Regions from separate parts of the Homo sapiens genome. Here regions 2, 3, 4 and 5 are each linked to region 1. A link is a loop called in an ENCODE intact Hi-C map of the cell type or tissue named here. Cell type or tissue: PC-9. All regions are shown on one strand. Region 1 overlaps UBE2H (ubiquitin conjugating enzyme E2 H). Region 2 overlaps UBE2H (ubiquitin conjugating enzyme E2 H). Region 3 has its middle 5.5 kb from the start of MIR183. Region 4 has its middle 51 kb from the start of MIR183. Region 5 overlaps UBE2H-DT (UBE2H divergent transcript).

Region 1 (4,000 bases):
TCAGGCGCAAGTGAAATCAACTCTTTATGAGCTGTTTGTGGCTGTGATTGTTTTGTAAATGTGTGAATGATACCAGTAATGTTGGCTTTTCATAAGGCTGCAGGAAAACTTGTAACTATGACTGTGTGTACATTTTACACAAAGCAGTTTCGGGTTTTATTTTTGTTTAGAAACTAGGAAATGACATAGTGGCAGCATCTGAGTTATTTTTATCTTGAATTGAGAGTTACTGTCACACCTAATGCGAATTTCTACCTAATGTTTAATTGGGATGGAGTGGGGAGACAATTCCAGCTGTTTGTGATCGTTGTCAGAGTCTCAAATTATGTACATAGACATATTTTTAAAAGATTGAGGATAAAGAGGGGGGCCTAACTTGACCTGATGCCTTTTCCATACAGTGCCTTTTGTTCATTTAGTAGTTGTGGCATCTAGAATGATTACCGCATTTAGGAGTCGGGGTGTGGGGGGTGGAGAGGGAGAGGAAAACAGACAAAGAACAGCAGGGTGTCTTTTTTTTCTCCCCCTAAGTGGCTTATTTCATAGCTTATTTTTAGTAGAAGATGAAGAAAGGCAAAGATGCATTGGCCTTCTGTTCTTTCCCCACCTTCCTTCCTTTCTGACAAAAGAAAGCAGAGGCGCTTTAAAATTGTAGATCTGAGATAGGAGGATAACAGTTTCGAGATTTAAAAGCCAGAGGTTATCTTTGTTTCGTGTTTATTTTCTGGTATAATGGAGTTTGGAAGTTAAAATGTTTCGGATTTCCTTTTGTGTGTGTTGTGTAGGTGAGAGATTTTGTGTCCTCCTTTCTCTGTTGAATTCACAGATCAGTAGGCCCAAATGGAGCCAACAATTTTTGAGTAAGGTATATTTAGCAGAAAATTTAAGGAAAAATTCCCCAGCCCTCTACTAAAATGAGTACAATTGTGTGAAAAGGCTGGGGGTTGAGAAAGATGGTGGAGAGGAAGTAGGAAGAAAAGGTCTGAAGGAATGCACTTCTTGCCCCCCATGCCCCTTGATGATTTCTTTGGTGTGGGGGGCGATAGCTGGTTTCCTTGCAGTCTCCTGTTTCAGCCCATTTTTGGATGTCTCCTGAGCGTAATTATACCACCACGATTTACAGCCTGGCAGGGAACCTATATAGTAGGAAAGTAGCAGTGTGGGGGTAGGGAGAGAAGAGGATGTGTAACTAATTGGCCGCTGCCTTCCACCACCTCGCTCGGTTCTTTTGGAGACACCGTCTCTGGTTGTTGTTTGGAGTCAGTGATATTTCTTTTGTGACGGGTTGGTAGGAGAGCTGACTCCCAAGTTATGCAGGGAGTGAGTGTTTTGCACCAATGCACTTAATAATCTGCTGGGTGATTATGTTCTGAAACTCTGACTCATTCATTGTTTCTCTTCTGATCCTTTGCTAAGGGTTGTGCAAACCTCCCCAGGAGCCTAGAAACTGATTTACATGACTTTTGGATCCTTTAGGAATGTGTCCCAGTAAAAAAACCTTGCAGTTAGCCCAGATCCTATGGAATAGTCTCGAATAGTGCGGCCATTTGTTTGCAAAGTCAGGTAGATTGGTGATCTGTGCTGCCCAGAGCCTGGCAACCTTTGAGGTTTCCACCTCCAACCAGCTGATTATTTAGATTGTCTGAGAGCTGGGGCTCTGGTGACCTTAAAGCGTGATTTGCCCTAAAGGAATATCGGTTTAAGTTCTCCCTGGTGGAGGAACAAACAGCTCAGATTACACGGGTTTCCTTGTTGGTGGGGGTTACTCGTCTCACCCTGTTGCACAGCCCTGGTGATCCTTTCATCTGTGAACCAGTGGCCCCTGCTGAAGGCTAGAGCTGCTTGTTTTGGAAAAGCGTATGCAGGCAAAAGGCCGCAGGCACCGCTCCTCAGCGCTCATTGGCCGCCCTGTTACTACCCGGAAAAGGAGGAGGGGAGGAGCTACCAAACAGCTGATGGAGTATGTGACAAGAGAGTGTGTTTATATACAAAAGAGGTGGGGGCTGGGGAGGCCCTCTGAGTGGTGTTACAGGAACAAGTGTGTTTTCGAGGGGTAAAAAGAGAAGAGGAAAACCTGACCTGTTAGAGTACAAGAAATGTTTAGAAAAATTAAGGTTAAATCAGAAAAGTAGATCGGATAATAATGGGGACCGGCATACACCATATGTACAATTTTGTAACTTACAATACCAAGAGTTTTCAATGATTCTTCTTTTCAGAGGGAGTTCAGTAATAGGATCCCCCCCTTATTTATTTTTACATTTTTTGTAGAGACCGAGGTCTGACTAGGTTACCAGGCTGGCCTCCCAACTCCTGGCCTCAAATCTTCCTCCTGCCTTGGCCTCCCAGAGTGCTGGAATTACAGGTGTGAGCCCAGTGCACCTGGCCCAGGGCATGCCACTTTAAATGCACTTAACTGACTCATTTGCAGGGATTCCAAAGTATGGCAGAAATGTCAGCTTCCCTTAAGAAAGCGTCAAGTGTGATAGAAAGGGACGGTGTCTTACATTAAAACGGCCTGAGTTAATTTTACAGAATCGTTGGTGTCTGCTTTAGGGTTTCAGAAGCTTTCTCTAACAAATTCAAAACCTCAGATGTGGCCAAGTGTGGTGGCTCACACCTGTAATCCCAGCATTTTGGGAGGCTGAGGCGGGAGGATCACCTAAGTGTAGGAGTTTGAGGGTCCAGTGAGCTAAGATCATGCCACTGCACTCATGCCTGGGCAACAGAGCAAGACTCTCTTAATTAAAAAAAAAAAAAAGCTGGCACAGTGGCTTATGCCTGTAATCCCAGCACTTTGGGAGGCCAAGGCGGGCAGATCACCTGAGGTCAGGAGTTCGGGACAAGCCTGGCCAACATGGCAAAACCCCGTATGTACTTGTACTAAAAATATAAAAAATTAGCCAGGCGTGATGGTGCGGGCTTGTAGTCCCAGCTACTTGGGAGGCTGAGTCACGAGAATAGCTTGAACCCATGAGGCGGAGGTTGTGGTGAGCCTAAATTACACCATTGCACTCCAGCCTGGACGACAGAGCAAGACTCTTATCTCAAAAAAAAAAAATCCTCATATGTTTGGGTACTTGCTTTGTGCCAGCATTGTGCTGGGAGTTTAGTAGTGAAAAATTCAGTATGGGTGGTCATGGTGCTTATGCAATTAGTTAAAACTTTTTTAGTCGGAAAGGACAGGCTGTGTTAGGTCATTGCTGTGTGTAGTGCCTTTTTGAGTAACTTGTATTTACTTAGAGTGGACTTTTCAAGGAATAGAAAGGTTAAAATGAATTTTGTGTGCTAGGATGTATATGGGGATCTGTACACCTGTTTAAAAAAATTTCAAAACTAAAATATTAAAATATGTAGCCATTTGTCTTTGACTTAACTTTGGTATTTTGCTGTTAATCAGTAGTTACTCTATCCCTAAGTTAGTAGTCTTTGTTACTCTTTAATTTGTGTTCAAAGGGTAGACAGTTCCCTAAATCTTTTAACTAGTTCTAGTGTCAATTGGGAACCTGTGGTTTGCCTCTTTATTTCCAGTGGACTCTGTTTTAGTGAGATGATGAGATGAAAGTTGGCACAGCTTTATGGTCTTCAAGCTAAAAGTTAAAGATTTGGCAACTCTCAGTGTTCTGAATTTGTCTTCCCTGCCTAGATTTTGGTGACAAATATAACATACTGGTACTTATTTTGGTTAGGCAGGAACCTACATGAGTAAGCATTCACAGCTTCAGAACATCTGATTCCTGCAGTGCAGTTCTAGTAAATTACACGCAAGCCTAAAAATTCAGCTTTTTGGGAAAAAATGTTTCGCAGATGTGACCCATAAACGTCCCTCCTGTATTTGTGTATGTATGTTAGAACAACCTAAGTTTGTTGGTTTTCTAGTGTTGCAATTTTCTTAGCCCCTTGACCTGCATTTTATAGATATATTTAAACATTGGTATTCTTTTCAGTCTTAACAGATTTGATGGTTCCAAGAATCATTGGATTTTTAGGCATGTAATCC
Region 2 (4,000 bases), 100 kb after region 1:
CAGCGTGATCTTGGCTTACCGCAGCCTCCACCTCCCGAGTTCAAGCAGTTCTCCAGGTTGCAGAATTTTGATTGAGGGCAAGAGGAACTTATTGTTTGTGGGAAATGACCTAAGTGATTGTTTTAAGGAAACTTTCTCTGATTACAAAGGCGAGAGTATAGAGCCTTTAAGGCCATTTAGTAGATGGCTGCCCTGATCCAGGGCTGGAATGATATATTGGTTTTGACATAGTTACATGCCAGGGGAAATAAAAGAAAAACTAGAGACATTTCTGGGAAACTGAGTGAGTACATGGAAGAAAGGAAGAACACCTAGCCAGATTCCTTCCAGAGGCTTGGAGCCTGAGAGCCAGGGCGTTAGAGTCAACCTACTCCCTTCATTAGGTGAAGGGAATGGGTTTTCAGGAAAATAATCTTAGACATGTAAAGTTTGATAAGACTACAAGACTAGACATATGAAGGACCAGTTATATGGATTTGGTAGTTACCAACATAGACTTCTTATTTTTCTTTCTTTCTTTTTTATTTAAAGAGACTGGGCCTCAGCTGGGCATGGTAGCTCACGCCTGTAATCCCAGCACTGGGAGGCCAAGGCGAAGAGGATCACTTGAGCCTTGGAGTTTGGGACTAGCTTGGGCAACATAGAACTTGTCTCTGGAAAAAAAAAAAGAGAGACTGGGTCTCACTGTGTCATCCAGGCTGGAGTGTAGTAGTTGTGATCATAGCTCACTGTAACTTCAAACTCCTGGGCTCTAGTGATCCTCCCTCCTTAGCCTCCTGAGTAACTGGGATTACAGGTACAAGCCACCACACCCAGTAGACTTATTCCTTTAAAATTGTAGGATGGCCAGGCGCGGTGGCTCATGCCTGTAATCCCAGCACTTTGGGAGTCTGAGGTGGATGGATCACCCTGAGATCAGGAGTTCGAGACCAGCCTGGCCAACATGGCAAAACGCTGTCTCTACTAAAAATACAAAAAATTAGCTGGGCGTGCACCTGTAATCCAGCTACTCTAGAGCTTGAAGCAGGAGAATTGCTTGAACCCAAAAGGCAGAGGTTCCAGTGAGCTGAGATTGTGCCACTACACTCCAGCCTGGGGAGATAGAGCGAGACTCCAGCCTGGGGAGATAGAGCGAGACTCCGTCTCAAAAAATAATAATAATAATAATAATAATAATTATAGGATGACGGCTTCCCGGGGTAACAGTGTACAAAGCTAATTCTTAAAATGCAAATGCCACAGAATTTGAGCCGCTGTGCAGGATGCTGATGTCTTTCCCGATAAGTTTTTTGTTATTTGTTTTTAACAGGATGTTGGGCTTCTGGGGGACAGGTAGTAGAAGGAGAAAGGGGATGGGGTAAGTGGGATTGAGAACGGAAGAATGGCTTTGATGGTTCTTGGCACTTGGCACCACTTGGTGGTGGTTTCTGAGTTACAGCATGTATTTTTCAGTATTAAGTCCGAAAAACAAATGAAGAATATTTAGGTAAAAGTCTCCAAAATGACTGCCTGTGTGCTAATTGTGGTTCCCAGTGAGGCAGAGCATGTCAAGGTTTGGGTATCCACAGGATTTTAACCTGCAGAAAGCAGTGTATATTACATTTTTTTTTTGAGTGGGGGGTGGTAGAGAGAGGGTCTTGCTTTGTCACCCAGGCTGGTATGCAGTGGCATCACAACATACTGCAGCCTCGACCCATCCACCTGCCCCTGACTTGAGCAATCCTCTCACCTCGGCAACTACTGAGCACCTACTCTCCTGAGTAGTTGGAACCACAGGCACATGCCACCATGCCCAATTATTATTATTATTATTATTATTATTATTATTATTATTATTTTGTAGAGACCGGATCTCCCTATGTTGCCCAGGCTGTTATTGAACTCCTGGGCTCAGGCCGTCTTCCTGCCTTGGCCTCCCAAAGTGCTAGGATTACAGACATGAACCACCTTGCCCAGCTTGAAATTTTCCATTTATTTCAAAGGAAATAGAGGAAAAAGAAATAACTTGTGGTCACTGGTTCATAAATAGCCAAGAATAAAACATGAGATGTGTGATTCATCCCCTCTTGTGTTTTCTCCTTCAAGCCCTGCACCATTTCATTGTGAGTCACCTGGAATAGGGCAATTTTACTTTAAGAATTGGTACATTTTTTTCAGTGTAACTCTTTTTAATTAATACATATTCTTTAAGGGATACAGGTAGCTGAAATGTCTACCCTTTGAGGATGTCATATTTGTATTAATAGTTTAGTTCTCTGGTGCAATTTGAAGTATATCTTATAGTCACTTTTAGTAATGTGTGTTACTTCCCTGTAAGGAATAGCAATGTTATACTTCTCCTTTTGCAGTGAAGAAATTGAGATGTAGAAAGGAAGAGACCTGCCCAAGGTCAAAGAGCAAGGCAGTGGAAAGCCTGAGATTAGACTTGTGGTCTTTTAGATTTTTCATCTGTTGTTCACCACTGAGGAGCCAGCTTTCTGTTTGCTGGAGACAGTTCAGCCTAATGGAATTTTCTCTGCCAGATGTCCACATTGTGTTAGGTGATGATTCTAACCATCCTCTAATACCCATTCTCCTCCAAAGTGGCCCTTTAGTTCCCCTCCAGAACAGATCTGCTTTTGACTGCCTGTGGTTTGGCACACCTCTGCCTAGAGATAACAGTGGTAACAGCAGTGTGCAGAAAAGAAAGTGGGAAGGGTCAGGGAATGTCACTAAACCAGAGTCGAGCTGTTAGAGGTGAACATTTTCTTGCAAAAAAGAACCTACGAGCAAATGGCCCTTTCCTTCCCGTCTATTCTTTGGGGATAGGGGATCATGGGCCAGGTAGTATTTCCTGTGCATTTTGCACACAGATGTCTGTATCACACACATACAGATCCCATCCAGTCCTAAACCAGAAGCCCTGGGGTAGGTATGAAGCTGCAACCTTAGGATGCTAAGCAAGTTTTTGGAAAAACTCCACAGGTAATTGTGATGGACAAGCAGGACCTAGACTTAGCCCAGAACCACTGCTCTAGACTAAGTGATGCTACTTTTGATGATAAGTTGTTTATGATTTGGGAGTCTCACTCCATTGCCCAGGCTGGAGTGCAGTGGTACAATCTCAGCTCACTACAACCTCTGCCTCCCAGGTTCAAGCAATTCTCCTGCCTCAGCCTCCCAAGTAGCTGGGATTACAGGTGCCCACCACCACGCCTGGCTAATTTTTTGTATTTTTAGTAGAGACAGGGTTTTGCCACGTTGGCCAGGCTGGTGTGAAACTCCTGACCTCAGGCAGTCCACCTGCCTCGGCCTCCCAAAGTGCTAGGATTACAGGCATGAGCCACTGTGCCCAGCCTGTTTTTAAATAGTAAATATGAATATAAATTATATGCCTAAACTGAGATATGAGTGTTATAATTTTAACATTAATGTAAGATCAGACTGAAGAGTCAGTGCTAATGAACCACATTTTGGTTCTAATTGAGTCTAAGGCAAAAGTAAGAGCTGTTTGCTCATCATAAACCATATACTCAGGAATCTTGGGACTTCCTTTAAAAGTTAAGACAGGCGGAAATGGGGTCGGCTGACTGTACTCTACAGGTTTAGGTCAACTGTATCTGGCTCTCTTCCTTTAAAAAAATTGAAGGTTAATGTTTTTAGATAAAGATCTTTGAACTGACACATTTTTATCGTTATTATTATCGACACATTTTTATCGTTTTATCATTAACAAAAATCTAGGGAAAAAGTGTTCTTTATTTTTCTACAGATGAGTATCTTTATTTTATTCTTGATTTATAGTTTTAGTCTTCTCTGCCAGTGTATTTATCTTGAAAGAAGACTTTCTGCACATCTGCACATTTGAGAGATGCTCCTTTCAGAAGCACCCTTAGGAGTAATCACTGTGTTAGCCACTTGCAGGAAGGCCTTATTGCTTTAAGATGGCAGAGCCATCACATCCTGGCCTCCCGAAGTTGTCATCTTCACCCAAAACTGGGCCTCATGTGTTTCCTTTTCT
Region 3 (4,000 bases), 170 kb after region 1:
GGGCGCACGACTCCGGGCAGCGTGGGACGCCTGTGGCGAGGCGGAAGGGATCTCTCCAGCGAGAGGGAATGGGGCAATTGCCAGACGGACATTGGATCTGCAGAAGGAGGGGGTAGGATACACGCGGGCTTAGGATGCGCTGGACAGGCCAGCAAAGTGAGGACCCCAGGTCGTCCTGAGCCACCTCTTCCCCCGCCTGAGCCCTGAGCCGTAAGGGATCCAGGGTATCAGGTCCCCGGGGGCCGCCCCCTCACCGTCCGAGTCCAGCTCCGGTTACCTGCCTGGCCTGCTCCTTAAAATATGTATGAGGCCCTTGCGGGTGCAGTTTCGCGGCCCCTCCCGGAGTGGGGCTGGGGGACTCAGGGTGCGAGGGGAGCTGAGGGGGGAGGAAGCGACGCGAGCTCCCCGGCCGGGGCCTTCTCGACTTTCAGCAGCGCATTTAAGAAAAGGTGGAAATCGGATCTGTCTCGGCGGCGCCCCAGCCCCGCCCGCTCCGACGGCCGGACCTCGCGGCCCAGCGGCTAGCTTTCTGCTGCGCGGTGTCTGGTTCTCGACAGCAGGTGAATGGGCCAGGGCGGGGCGCCCGGAGCGCGGGGGGCGGGGCGCGCGTTATAAAGGGGAGCAGCAGGCCGCGGGGGCCACTCGCAGTCCGCAAGGCCTGCGCTTCCCGCTTTGCGGTCCTGGGCACACCCGGCCCGGGTTGCCCAGCATCGCATGGGTCTGAGGACCAGGTAGGGCGCGGGTGCAGAGACAGCCAGGGAGGCTCGAGGCGACCTAGATGGGCGGGGGAATGCTAGTAGGACGGGGAGGGGTTAATGTGGAGCTATCACCCCCTTTTGGCCCGTTGGGCTCTGTGACGTGCTCATTATCTCCGCTGTCCGGGTTCTCGCTCACCGTGCCCATCCCTGGCTGCATGGGGAGAGGGGCCCCGAGGCCCTGAGACTCGTCCAGTTATCCACCTGGGGTGGGAATCTTGCTTCCCGATCCATCTGGCTGCGACATCTACGGCTTCAGCAGGCCCTGCCCGGGAGTCGGGCATATTGAAGGGTTCGTATCCTTGCCGTCACCCTTGGCCCCTCCCGGCTCGGCAGGAGCTGGGGGTGGGGAAACTATAGATTTCCCGGGCCCCGCTTCCACTGCCTCACCCCCTTCTTTTGCTCGAGCCCAAGACAAGGTGTTAACGGTCTTCAAGTGCAAGGGTTAGGTTTGGTGGGAGCATAGGCTAAGCACCACCCTCATTTTACAGGGGCTTCTAGGGTGCCAGATCTGCGGGGGTCGATTGGGAAGAACTAGAAGCTAAAAAGGAGAAGGGCGGATTAACGTTTTATTTTAATCTGGTTTTGAGCTGCCGTTGCCGTCTGGGGCGGCCGGGCGGGGCGGAGCTGGGACTGCCAAGGGCAGCCAAAGCAGCAGGGAGGGAGGGGGCGCTCCGGTGCTCAGGATGCTGGGGAAGAAGGAAGAGGCCACCCCAACGCTGACAGCTTGGAGGACCTAGCCCCTGCCCCCCGGTCCCTTCTGAATGCTCCGGGTGGTGTCAGACCAAAGGACGGTTGAGAAGGATCTAATCCGCGTCCGCGCCCCAGCCCCGGCTGGCCCCGCCCCCTCCCGAGGGAGCCACTGTCGCAGTGGGGGGAGGGGGAGATGGGAACGGGTCTGGGGGGCGGCTCCCCTCCCCCTCCCTCTCTTGGGACAGACAGCCTTTGTTCCCGGCGGCGGCGGCAGCGGTGGCCAGACACCTGTGAGGCCGCAGAACTGGCCGAGGGTGGGCGTGTGAGGACATGGAGGCCCCTTGTCCCCATTCCAGCCCTGCGCCCCTGGGTCCGGGTGCGCCCCCTGAGACAGGTCAGCCTTGAGCACCTTTCTGCGGGGAGACTGCAGAGATCGTCCAGTGGCCCTACGGTGCGCCCCAGCTCCCAACGCACTTCCCCTCCCCCCTCCCAGGGTCGGATTTCCAAGCACGCCACGCCACACACACCTCGGCTAGCTCCGGGCTCAGAGGGCGCTGGGGTGGCAGGGCGTCCGGGCGCACCTCGGCTAGCGGCACCCTAGCCCGAGGGCAGGAGGCGGGGATAGAAGGCGGGCGACGGGACCCCTTGGGGCCAGACCCGGCCGGGTTGGGCAAGCAGGCGGGGCTCCCGGCGTCTCCGCAGTCCCGGACGGGCGTGCCCTGCGCCGCGCACCAACCGGAGCCACATTCAAGGTGAATCATCCCCGGCCCGCCCCCTGCCCCTCCCCGCCTCGCGGCACCTGAGCCAATGGCGCTGCGCGAGGGGCGGGCGGGGCCCGGGGCGGGGGGCGGTAAAACCCTCCTGGAGTCATTCTCTGTGCACTCCGTCGAGCCCCCGCGCAGCCGTGCCGGAGCCGCAGGGCCTCCGTCCAGCCGCGCGGTCCGGGCAGCCCGCGCCCCCTGTTCTTCCGGTCCTCGGGCCCAGGTACCCCTCTGGACCTCCCCCGCCTGCAGCGCGGAGGCGGCTCCTCTTCAGGTGGCCGGGCCGGGGCCTTCCCCGGCAGACCTGTCACCCGACACCCAGGAAGCGCGCGGCCGGGTCCCGGCTCCCCTTTGTTCCCCCGCTGGGCTCGGCGCTCCGGCGCCGCCCCCTCTCGCGGGGCAGCGGAGGTTTGGGCCCGGGCCGGGCGCGCTTCAAGCTCCGTCCATGCGGCTCTTTCCAAACCGGGGCCGTTTTTGCCTGGCTTCTCTGGTGTGGACTCCGCGCGGAGCTGAGAGGCGGCTGTGCGCCCAGCCTGGAGCCGGCGCAGGTGAGTGTCTGGGGCCGGGAGCGGGGGGGCGGGCCGGGCGGAGCCAGAGCGGGGCTCAGTAGAGGAGGCGGAGGCGGGCGCCCGGGACCGGCCGCACTAGAACCCGGGTGCAGGGCAGAAGTCCCGGCGCAGCTGGCTTTCGGGGATGACGCGGCAGTGCCTACTCGCTCTTCCGCGCCTTCAGGCGGAGGCGCCCACGGGGCGCCTGGGTCCCGGGTCCGCCAGTGGCGTCTGCCCAGCGCCCAGCGCTGTTCCCGGGCGGGGGCGGGGGCGGGAGCGGCTGCGGTCCGAGTGCGGCCGGTGCTTGCGAGGTGCCTACCCGCGAGGAGTTTGGCTGGGGTCGGGCTGCGTTTCGCCGCCCTGGTGGGCTCAGGCGGAAGCGCCAGGCTGGGAGGGGGCTGCGGAGAGCGCCGGGGCCCCGGAGCTGGCCCCTCCAGCGTCTTGTCAGGGCTGCGCGGCTGGTTCGAGGCTGCTTCCGTGGCCCGGAGCCGCCCCGCCCAGTCTCTGGGGGAAAGCGGCTCTCAGACCTCCCGTGTGCCTCCACTTCGCGGCCACTCATCCCGGGAACCCCGGCGCACGCGAATGAGACACCGTTCCCCGCCCTCAACTGCCCCATTCCTGTTAATAGCGCTAGTGGCACCCAGGTTCCCAGCCCTTCCCCAAGATCGGCGGCTGGACGGCTTGCCTCTGGCGCCTCACCGGTCAGCGCATCCCAGGACTATGGGCAGTGAGGGTGTCACCCGGGGTCAGGGGTCGCCCGATTCCACGGTGTCCTCCAGGCTGAGCCATTCGTTTGCTCTTCCAACCCGGGCTCCCGGACACCGTGTACAGTAATACCCGCCGGGGGCAGGGGCACTGAGGCCGGCTCTGAGCGATTAGGGCCGAGGGCGGGCGGTGCCGTAATCGACCTCCCCACCCCCACAGGCAAGGTGCGGCGGCGCCTCCCAGGTTTGCGCCCGTCTTCGCAAAGCTCCTGAGGGCGAAAATCCTGCGAGCCAGGTGGCGGATTCTCGGGCCGGGTCACTCAGCTCTACGGGTGCGCATCACCCTCTACCTGTCACCCAGTGAGCCCGACCGATGGGCACCGAGTCGGCGGATCTCTGATCCGAGGCCGAGCCTTCGGAGAAATCTGTCCTAGTGGCCTCATCGTGGCCTGAGCGAACGCAAAGGAACCTGCCCCAAGCCCAGCTCTCAGCCTCGACCCCCACATTCCCCGCGCGGCTCTCGGTTCGGACCTGGGCTC
Region 4 (4,000 bases), 120 kb after region 1:
TGGTAACAAATCAGGATTCCAGAAACATGCCCTCCTCCAGAGAGGACCACCATGGGCAGGGCTGAAGAGGGCTTCCCCTCGCGAGTCTCGCTCACTGCAGTGAGCCCTTCGGTGAGTAGAACAGGACATTAACTGCTTGTGCTGTGCCAAGTGGCTTAGTCACACAGTGGCATAACCATGCTAGAACCTGGGTCTTCAGGCCATCCATACGTGTTCTTTCCAAGAATCATGCTGTGCCAAGCTCAGTGCCTGCCCCCAATGCCCGCTGGGGCTGTGGGTACCTATGTCTGTGTGAACCTCATGCTGCCTGGGCCCTATGAGATGCTCCCTGGCTGACCTCCTGCCCAGGGCTCACTCTATGGGCGTGGTCTCTGAGGATCAGGACCTTTCCCCATACACATCCCCATTTCCACTGACAATGGTTTCCCCAACCTCCGGTACCTGCAGTACGGTCAGAAAATAAAACTAGATTTAACTCAAACCCACTTCCTAGTGCAGAAATATAGAAATAGAATGTGATCTACATTTATCATTAAAAACATTCTAGTAGCCACGTTTTTTAAAAAAGGTTAAATGTTTCATTTAACTCAATATATCAAAAATACTTCAGTGTGAGGCCGGGCGCCGTGGCTCACTCCTGAATCCCAGCACTTTGGGAGGCTGAGGCGGGTGGATCACCTGAGGTCAGGAGATAGAGATCATCCTGGCCAACATGGTGAAACCCCGACTCTACTAAAAATACAAAAATTAGCCGGGCATGGTGGCAGGCACCTGTAATTTCAGCTACTTAGGGGGCTGAGGCAGGAGAACCAGTTGAACCTGGGAGGCAGAAATTGCAGTGAGCCGAGATGACGCCACTGCACTCCAGCCTGGGCAATAGAGTGAGACTCTGTTTCAAAAAACAAACAAAAATTTCAGCATGTAATTCACAGTAAAGGAATGAGATAGTTTCGATTCGTTATTTTTGTGCTAACTCTGAAATCCAGGGGGTATTTCACAAAGCACATCTCAATTTGGACGCTACACTTTCAATATTTAAAGTGCCGCATAGTCCTACAAAACAAAGTTGTTTTGCAGAACAATTTACACTTGTTTTAAAATTAAAAATTAATTAAAATTATATACCACGAAAAATGTGATAATCAATAGCCACAGCTGGCTACCTATTCAGAAGCACGGGCCCTAGCAGCCTCTCCGTGCTGCAGGGATCTTTAGAGAAGCAGGCCTGGCGCGGTGGCTCACGCCTATAATCCCAGCACTTCGGGAGGCCGAGACAGGTGGATCACTTGAGGTCAGGAGTTCGAGACCAGCCTGGCCAACATGGTGAAACCTCGTCTCTACTAAAAATACAAAAATTATGCGGGCATGGTTGCACACATCTGTAATCCCAGCTAGGCTGAGTCAGGAGAATCGCCTGAACCTGGGGAGGTAGAGGTTGCAGTGAGCCGAGATTGCGCCACAGCACTCCAGGCTGGGCGACAAAGCGAGACTCCGTCTCAAAAACAAAAAACAAAAACCACGAAGCTGGCAAGTGACAAGAGCAAAGGAGCAACTTTGCTTGGGAATCTAGGGCAGAACCCAGAACCTCCCAATCCGCGGAGAATGTTCCAGGTACTGGAAGGGTGGACGGCGCACCCAGTCCGGTCCCTGGGGGCGGACTGGGTGGCCAGGCCGGAGCTGGCAGTCAGGGGAGCCTGGGCAGCGCCTCGGTCCCCTTGGGGCCTTGACTTCCAGGACGTGAGAACGCCGCCAGTCCTGCCTCGTGGGCCGGAGCCTAGCAGGCCCCGGTAAAGGAATCACTCTGTGGGTTACACCTGTCCTCCGCGGAACTGAAGCTGCCCGGGCTCCAGGCGTGGACAGCGCAGCCCAGTAGGTGAGCAGGCAGGGGCGAGCAGGGCGGAGCGGGTGGGATTGGGCTGGGCGGGCGGGGTGGGGCGGGGCTGCGGAGTCCGCGCGGCAGTCCCCGCCACGGCCACCAGGGGGCGTACGTGCTTCGTGCTTCGGCACCCGCTCGCGGGCGGGAGTCTGGGTGGGGCGGGGTTGGCCGGGGCAGGGCGGTCCAAGTGGCCCGCGGGCGTGGACCCGGGAGGCCTCTGGCATCTGCCCCACCTGAGAGGTGGGAACCGGGCTGGGAGGGACGTAGATTCCTCATCGACGTGACCCTGGTAGGGAAAGAGCCCCCAAAACAGGGAGTTCGGTAGAGGCGCCAGAGCTGACATGGGCACTGCCGCAGTGCCAGCCACGGCCACCAAACTCTCCCAGCACGGCTGGGCGGCCAAGGCAGGGGTGACGACGAGAGGGGCGGCTCAGCCCACCTCCCCCGCTGATCTGTCGGGAAAGGAGGAAGAAGGGTCATGAAAGCCTCACACACCGCTAGGAGGGGGCATCCTGGAGCAGGGGGCTGGATCAGGACCCGGCTGGATGGGAAGGAGCTGGGTAAAGGGAGGGCACCCGGGTAGGGCGTGGCCCGGGCTGTGCGGGGAGCGGGGAGCGGGGAGTGGACTCAGGGGGAGGGGTCAGCGTTCTGGCTGGCCCGGGGGCACGTGGCCGGGGGGCAGGGTGGGAAGAGGGTGGGATGGTGGGGTGCTGGCTTGGGGCCAGGTCAGGCATCAGAGGCACAAAGTAAAGGATACAGAGAGAGGGGAAGGGAGAAAGGGAGAGACAGAGACCTGAAGCGGGAGGGCCGAGCGGCAGGGCGGGAGGCGAGGATAGTGGGTGGGGCTCGGGCTGCAGGGCTGGAGCCTGGGGGATCTGGAGCACAGGGGCAGGAGGAAGGGACCGGAAGGATACCTGGGCCTGCAGGGCGTTCCCTGCGGAGATTGATTGAGTGAAGACTGCGACGTCCACCTTCAGGGCTCTCTCTAGCTCCCTCTTCCTGTCTCCTATCACTTGCTCTGGGGGAAGCCAGCGGGTTGTTTTGAGCTGCCCTCTCCTTTGGAGAGCCCCACCTGGCTGGGAACCGAAGCCCTGAACCAACAGCCAGCAAGAGCTGAGGCTTGGCGACCACCAGCGCGTGAGCCGGCTGTGGATGCCCGGACCCGGTGCAGCTGAGAATGGCTGCGGCAGGCCTCATCAGCGATCCTGAGCCGCAGCAGCCTGAGAGCAGCTTCCCGGGCTCCTGACCCTTGGAAACTGGGAAATAGATGGGAATGCGGGTTTGCTGCTTTAAGGTTCTAAGTTTTGGGTGTAATCCATTATGCAGCAATAGATACCTAATAGTCTGTGGTTTTTTGGAACCACTGTATTTTCCCCATACTGCTTATCTCTTAACTAGTTTTATGTGAGATAGAAAAATAGGCCGGGCACAGTGGCTCACGCCTGTAATCCCAACACTTTAGGAGGCCGAGGCAGGAGGATCACTTGAGCCCAGGAGTTCCAGACCAGCTTGAGCAACATAGGGAGACCCGTCTCTACAAAAAATGTAAAAATCAGCCCAGCGTGATGGCACACGTCTGTGGTCCCAACCACAAGAGAGGCTAAGGTGTGAGAGCCACTTGAGCCCAGGAGGTTAAGGCTGCAGTGAGCCAAGATTGTGACATTACACTCCAGTCTGGGCTGCAGAACGTGACCCTGTCTCAAAAAATAATAATAATAATTTGTAGCATATTTAAGGCACTGCTATAAATTTTTTAATTTTCTACTTATTACAACTAAACCTAATCTTAAATGATTCTATAATAAAGACTGGAAATAAGAATAGAATGGGAAATTCGTTTCCTATTCTTTCTGTCTGTCATTCTAGCTTTGACTTCCATTTGGAAGGCCACCTCATGGTTCAATACAGTGGCTGGAGCTCCAGAGAAAAGGTGCTCATCTCTCAGCCGACAGCTCCTTTTTTTTTTTTTTTTTTTTTTTTTTTTTTTTGAGACAGGGTCTCATCTGTCATCCAAGCTGGAGTGCAGTGGTGCGATCTTGGCTCACTGCAACCTCCACCTCCCAGGTTCAAGCGATTCTCCAGCCTCAGCCTCCAGAGTAGCTGGGATTACAGGCGCCCACCACC
Region 5 (4,000 bases), 61 kb before region 1:
GCCACCGTGCCCAGCCTGAGACCTTTCTTCTGTAGATCCAGAGAAACCAGATGTCAAGGGAAATGCAATTTATCAGCTATTAAGTGATAAGAAAATCTCCCCTCCTAAGGATCGTGCCATCTCCCAAGTCTCCAAGAGCTGGGGCAAGTCACTGTAGCCAACTTGAGAATCAAGTTCAGGTATGAGGCCAGGCGTGATGGCTTATGCCTGTAATCCCAGCACTTTGGGAGGCCAAGGCAGGCAGATTGTTTGAGCCCAGGAGTTCAAGACCAGAGTAGACAACATAGGGAAACCCCGTCTCTACCAAAAAAAAAAAAAAAAAAAAAAGCCAGGTGTGGTGGCGTGCACCTGTAGTCCCAGCTCCTCAGGAGGCTGAGGTGCGAGGATCCCTTAAGCCTGGGAAGTCAAGGCTGCCGTGAGCTGTGATCACACCACTGCCCTCCAGCCTGGGAGATAGCGCAAGACCCTGTCTCAGAAAAAAAAAAAAAAAAAAAAAAAAAAAAAGTTCAAGAATGTGACCTCGGTGCCAGGCAAGAATGCTAGCAGTACCCACTACGGCCACTAGATGTCCCCCATGTTCCACTTCTGGCTTACCTAGCTGGACTTGCCAACACAAGACATCATCATTCTTACTTTGTCCTTATTTTGTTACAGGGTCTTTCCCCTAACCCCACTTAAGCTCTACCAAGTGCGGTGATGGAAACAGAAAGAAACTGAAAGCATTGAAACAGTCAGCAGAGAGACAGAAATGAGAATGGGTATTTATTGAGGAGACAGAGAAGGAAAAAAAAACCTCTAAATTTAAGGTCAGAGTTGGGGCCTTGCATCCAGGAATAGTGGCTCGAGTAGCAATGATAAGAACCCGATTGAATGGGAAGTCAACCGAAAGGGAAATCCAGGGGACTGTGAGCCATTGGCAGCCACCCTGGGACACATGCAGCCCTCCCCAGGTGTCATCCTTTGGCTGATCTCAGCACCCGCACTCAGGGCTGGGCCACCCCAGGGCCGACCTGCAAAGTTAGGCAAGCCACTAATGAAGCATGATGACACACTCACAGGGGCATGAGTGGTGTCTCATCACAGCCAGGGCACAGCCCAGACCCACCAGATGACCCTTTTCTTGTGAGGATTCCCAAGTCTATGACTAATGCTAATTAACCCTGACTCACAGTAGCACTGAGCACACAGAGGTCATTATCTCCACTGGAAGGAGTGGGGAAACTGAGGTGTGGAGTGGGGAAGCAGCTTTGCTCCATCAGTGTCACCAGGTCAGGAGTTGATCCTCCCTGCCCTTCTCAAAAGCCCGTGAGGCTGTTCTTGGTAATCAGCAGTAGACACTTCCGGTGGGGCTAAGGGATAGGGCCTTTCCCCACTGCTGTTTCCACGTGAGTCAGAGCCACAGAACTGGAAGCAGAGTTGTAGACTACTTGGTCTAATCCCTGAGGAGTCTGAAGGCCAGAGTGGGGAGTGAAGGCCAAGATCACACAGCAGGTTGTGGCTGAGCCACGCCTAGAATCCTGAGGCTTCTTGCTGAGTCCCCTTCTTGCACTACAGTCATCATGACAGAGCAGAAGAGAGGCAGTACCCTGTGAGAGTTAGGAGCACCAGCTCACTAGCCAGAAGTGGTGGCACGTGCCTATAGTCCCATTATACTAGGGAGGCTGAAGTGGGAGGATCGCTTGAGCCCAGGAGTTCGAGACTGCAGTGAGCTATAATTGCACCACTGAACTCCAGTCTGGGTGGCAGAGCAAGACACCTTGTTTATAAAAAAGAAAAATAAAGGGGGACAAAAAAAAAAACACCAGCTCTAGGTCAGGTAGCTTGGCAGGTGGATCTAGCAGGCTCTAGGTTCCATAGCCTGGGTACAGATCCTGGATTCACTGGTCACCAGCTGTGTGTTTCTGAACCTATGACTCAGCCTCAGCTTCCTCATCTGTAAATTAGGGATAATACTAGTAGCTGTGTCACAGGAATGTTTTGAGAATTCATTGGCATATGTGAAGTGCTTAGAGCAGTGCCTGGCACATGAGAAGTGCTCAGGAAATAGTAGCTGTTTGTTTAAGCTGGCTGTTTAAGCCCAGTTGCCTCTCTGGCCAAGTGTCTCCAGCTTGCCTGGTCTTTTGGGACTCCTGAAGGAAGGGAGCACCAAAACTATAGGTGTTAGGATCATGAGAAAGACACATACCAGTATCTCCTCACCAGACTGTCTGTGGTCTCAGTAGGCCTCTTTCAGCCCAGCGGCCTCCATGCCACCATCAGACAGCACAGGTGCTGGTGGATCAGCGCCAAGCCCAGCTTTAGAAGCATTGGGAAGCACCTTGGCAACAAGACATAAACCAAGATAACCACATTCCTACCAGTCTCCATGGACCCTGGCTCCGGGCCTGGCAAGGCCACCCTCAGGAAATGGCGGTACAATGACGACAGGAAAGCTTATGACAGGCATCACCCTGCTGGGCTGAGAACACTGGCTTGTTTGTCCAGCACAGCTTACCTGAGTCACCCATTGTGGAGTCTGCAGCCACCTGGGCCTGGAGCTAGGCCAGCAGGCTGCTTGGAGTCTGGAACACCTTCTGCGGGCTGAATCTGGCTAGGTCCGGCACTTGCTGCCTGTCCCCTCCTCAGAAAGCAGGTCAAGGCAGTTTGGCTCCGTAGATCTGGCTCCAAACAGTGAAGAGCCTGGTGGGGCCTGACAACAGTTCAGAGACGCAGAGCCTCCTCTGTGGGAAACAGAATGTGAACCGAGGCCTTAGAGTGTTTGGAAAATCAGCTCCACGAATCAGAGATGGACCGGGCAGCAGCTTCTCCCTCTCCTCCATCCCATGCTACACCCGTAGCCACTCTCTGTGCCCCACTGGTCCTCAGGGGGCCCTGGGCTCTCTTGCCAAGTCTCAGCACTGCCCAGGCCCATGCAGCCGGTCAACAGTGACTGGGCTCAACTCCCACTAACTCAACCTGGGGGTTTTCCAAAGTGAAATGAGGAACAAAATAGGTGCTATGTTTCACAGTACCAAGTTTTAAAATACTAATAAAATTAGAAAATACTTTTTCAGGCCGGGAGCAGTGGCTCACGTCTGTAATCCTAGCACTCTGGGAGGCCAGGGTGGGTGGGCCACATGAGGTCAAGAGTTTGAGACCAGCCTGGCCAACATAGTGAAACCCTGTTTCTACTAAAAATACAAAAATTAGCTGGGCATGGTGGCGTGTGCCTGTAATCCCAGCTACTTGGGAGGCTGAGGCAGAAGAATCGCTTGAACCTGGGAGGCAGAGGTTGTAGTGAGCCGAGATTGTGCCACTGCACTCCAACCCGGGCGACAAGGCGAGACTCTGTCTCAAAAAAAAAAAAAAAAAAAAAGAAAATACTTTTTTAAAAGGTGTAAAAAATGAGAATGAAAGTCCCCTGCCCCTTCTGGCCCTTGAGGGGCTTTCTACTGGAGGGACCATTTGTGGCATAGTTGGCAAGGGCACCCAAGAAGGCCAGAAGGGGACGCCCATGGGTGGGGACAGGAGGCACAGGAAGCAGTGTTTTAAGGTAGTGATCCCACAGGCCTAAGAAGGTGGCTCTGTTCCTCCAAGGAGTACTAAAGAGCCATCATAAAACAGTACTGACCGGGCGTGGTGGCTCACACCTGTAATCCTGGGAGGCCAAGGCAAGTAGATCACTTGAGGTCAGGAGTTCGAGACCAGCCTGGCCAACAGAGTGAAACCCCATCTCTACTAAAAATACAAAAATTAGCCAGGCATGGTGGCATGCACCTGTAATCCCAGCTGCTTAGGAGGCTGAGGCAGGAGAATCGCCTGAACCTGGGAGGCGGAGATTGCAGTGAGGCGAAATCGTACCACTGCACTCCAGCCTAAGCAAGAGTGAGATTCTGTCTCAAAAAAAAAAAAAAAGAAGACTGTCCTAGGGGACTTGGGATATGCAAGCTATGTGTGCTCAGTGCTCAGCACGAGGTGGTGACCTGGCGTTGGGGAGGCCCGAGCTGGAATAGGGAGCCTG

What was found. Peaks named below come from ENCODE experiments on the same cell type or tissue, not always from the same donor. Only the 100,000 strongest peaks of a DNase experiment are listed, where the experiment ranks them.
Region 2: it touches region 1 in a loop (2.8-fold over the local background); 44 of 110 quality-filtered maps call a loop at or near these places.
Region 3: it touches region 1 in a loop (4-fold over the local background); 3 of 110 quality-filtered maps call a loop at or near these places.
Region 4: a loop joins it to region 1, with 5 times the contacts of the local background. A loop is called at or near these places in 62 of 110 quality-filtered maps.
Region 5: it touches region 1 in a loop (12-fold over the local background); 30 of 110 quality-filtered maps call a loop at or near these places.

Annotation. Positions count from the first base shown.
Region 1 is chr7:129,946,919-129,950,918 of GRCh38, reverse strand. All of the region lies in intron 1 of UBE2H (ubiquitin conjugating enzyme E2 H), which reads left to right. Among named protein-coding and RNA genes, the nearest start is that of UBE2H, 4.0 kb to the left of the region's middle. RefSeq lists enhancers at 199-248, 1,027-1,598, 1,599-2,172. In PC-9, no CTCF peak of the experiment used is centred here; DNase peaks (open chromatin) are centred at 1,448, 1,778 and 2,448; H3K4me3 peaks cover 2,605 bases; H3K27ac peaks cover 3,592 bases.
Region 2 is chr7:129,844,184-129,848,183 of GRCh38, reverse strand. The region is part of intron 5 of UBE2H (ubiquitin conjugating enzyme E2 H); the gene reads left to right. Among named protein-coding and RNA genes, the nearest start is that of MIR183, 71 kb to the right of the region's middle. RefSeq lists an enhancer at 3,871-4,000. In PC-9, no CTCF peak of the experiment used is centred here; DNase peaks (open chromatin) are centred at 2,033 and 2,563; H3K27ac peaks cover 3,939 bases.
Region 3 is chr7:129,778,547-129,782,546 of GRCh38, reverse strand. No RefSeq gene overlaps it. Among named protein-coding and RNA genes, the nearest start is that of MIR183, 5.5 kb to the right of the region's middle. RefSeq lists enhancers at 1-532, 1,379-2,224 and silencers at 1,845-2,644, 2,705-2,784, 2,935-3,064. In PC-9, no CTCF peak of the experiment used is centred here; DNase peaks (open chromatin) are centred at 2,186 and 2,526; H3K4me3 peaks cover 3,239 bases; H3K27ac peaks cover 1,458 bases.
Region 4 is chr7:129,823,899-129,827,898 of GRCh38, reverse strand. No RefSeq gene overlaps it. Among named protein-coding and RNA genes, the nearest start is that of MIR183, 51 kb to the right of the region's middle. RefSeq lists an enhancer at 1,473-1,522 and silencers at 1,843-2,192, 2,493-2,572, 2,643-2,692. In PC-9, CTCF peaks have their summits at 2,047, 2,910 and 3,111; DNase peaks (open chromatin) are centred at 1,438, 2,158 and 2,788; H3K4me3 peaks cover 2,096 bases; H3K27ac peaks cover 2,893 bases.
Region 5 is chr7:130,007,596-130,011,595 of GRCh38, reverse strand. It overlaps UBE2H-DT (UBE2H divergent transcript), which reads right to left. Exons shown (of 4, transcript XR_007060520.1): 3 at 2,495-2,720. Among named protein-coding and RNA genes, the nearest start is that of ZC3HC1, 42 kb to the left of the region's middle. RefSeq lists enhancers at 1,160-2,359, 2,156-2,655, 2,743-2,812, 2,913-2,992. In PC-9, CTCF peaks have their summits at 385 and 592 (motif pointing right); DNase peaks (open chromatin) are centred at 555, 1,085, 1,495, 2,435 and 1 weaker place; H3K4me3 peaks cover 924 bases; H3K27ac peaks cover 3,871 bases.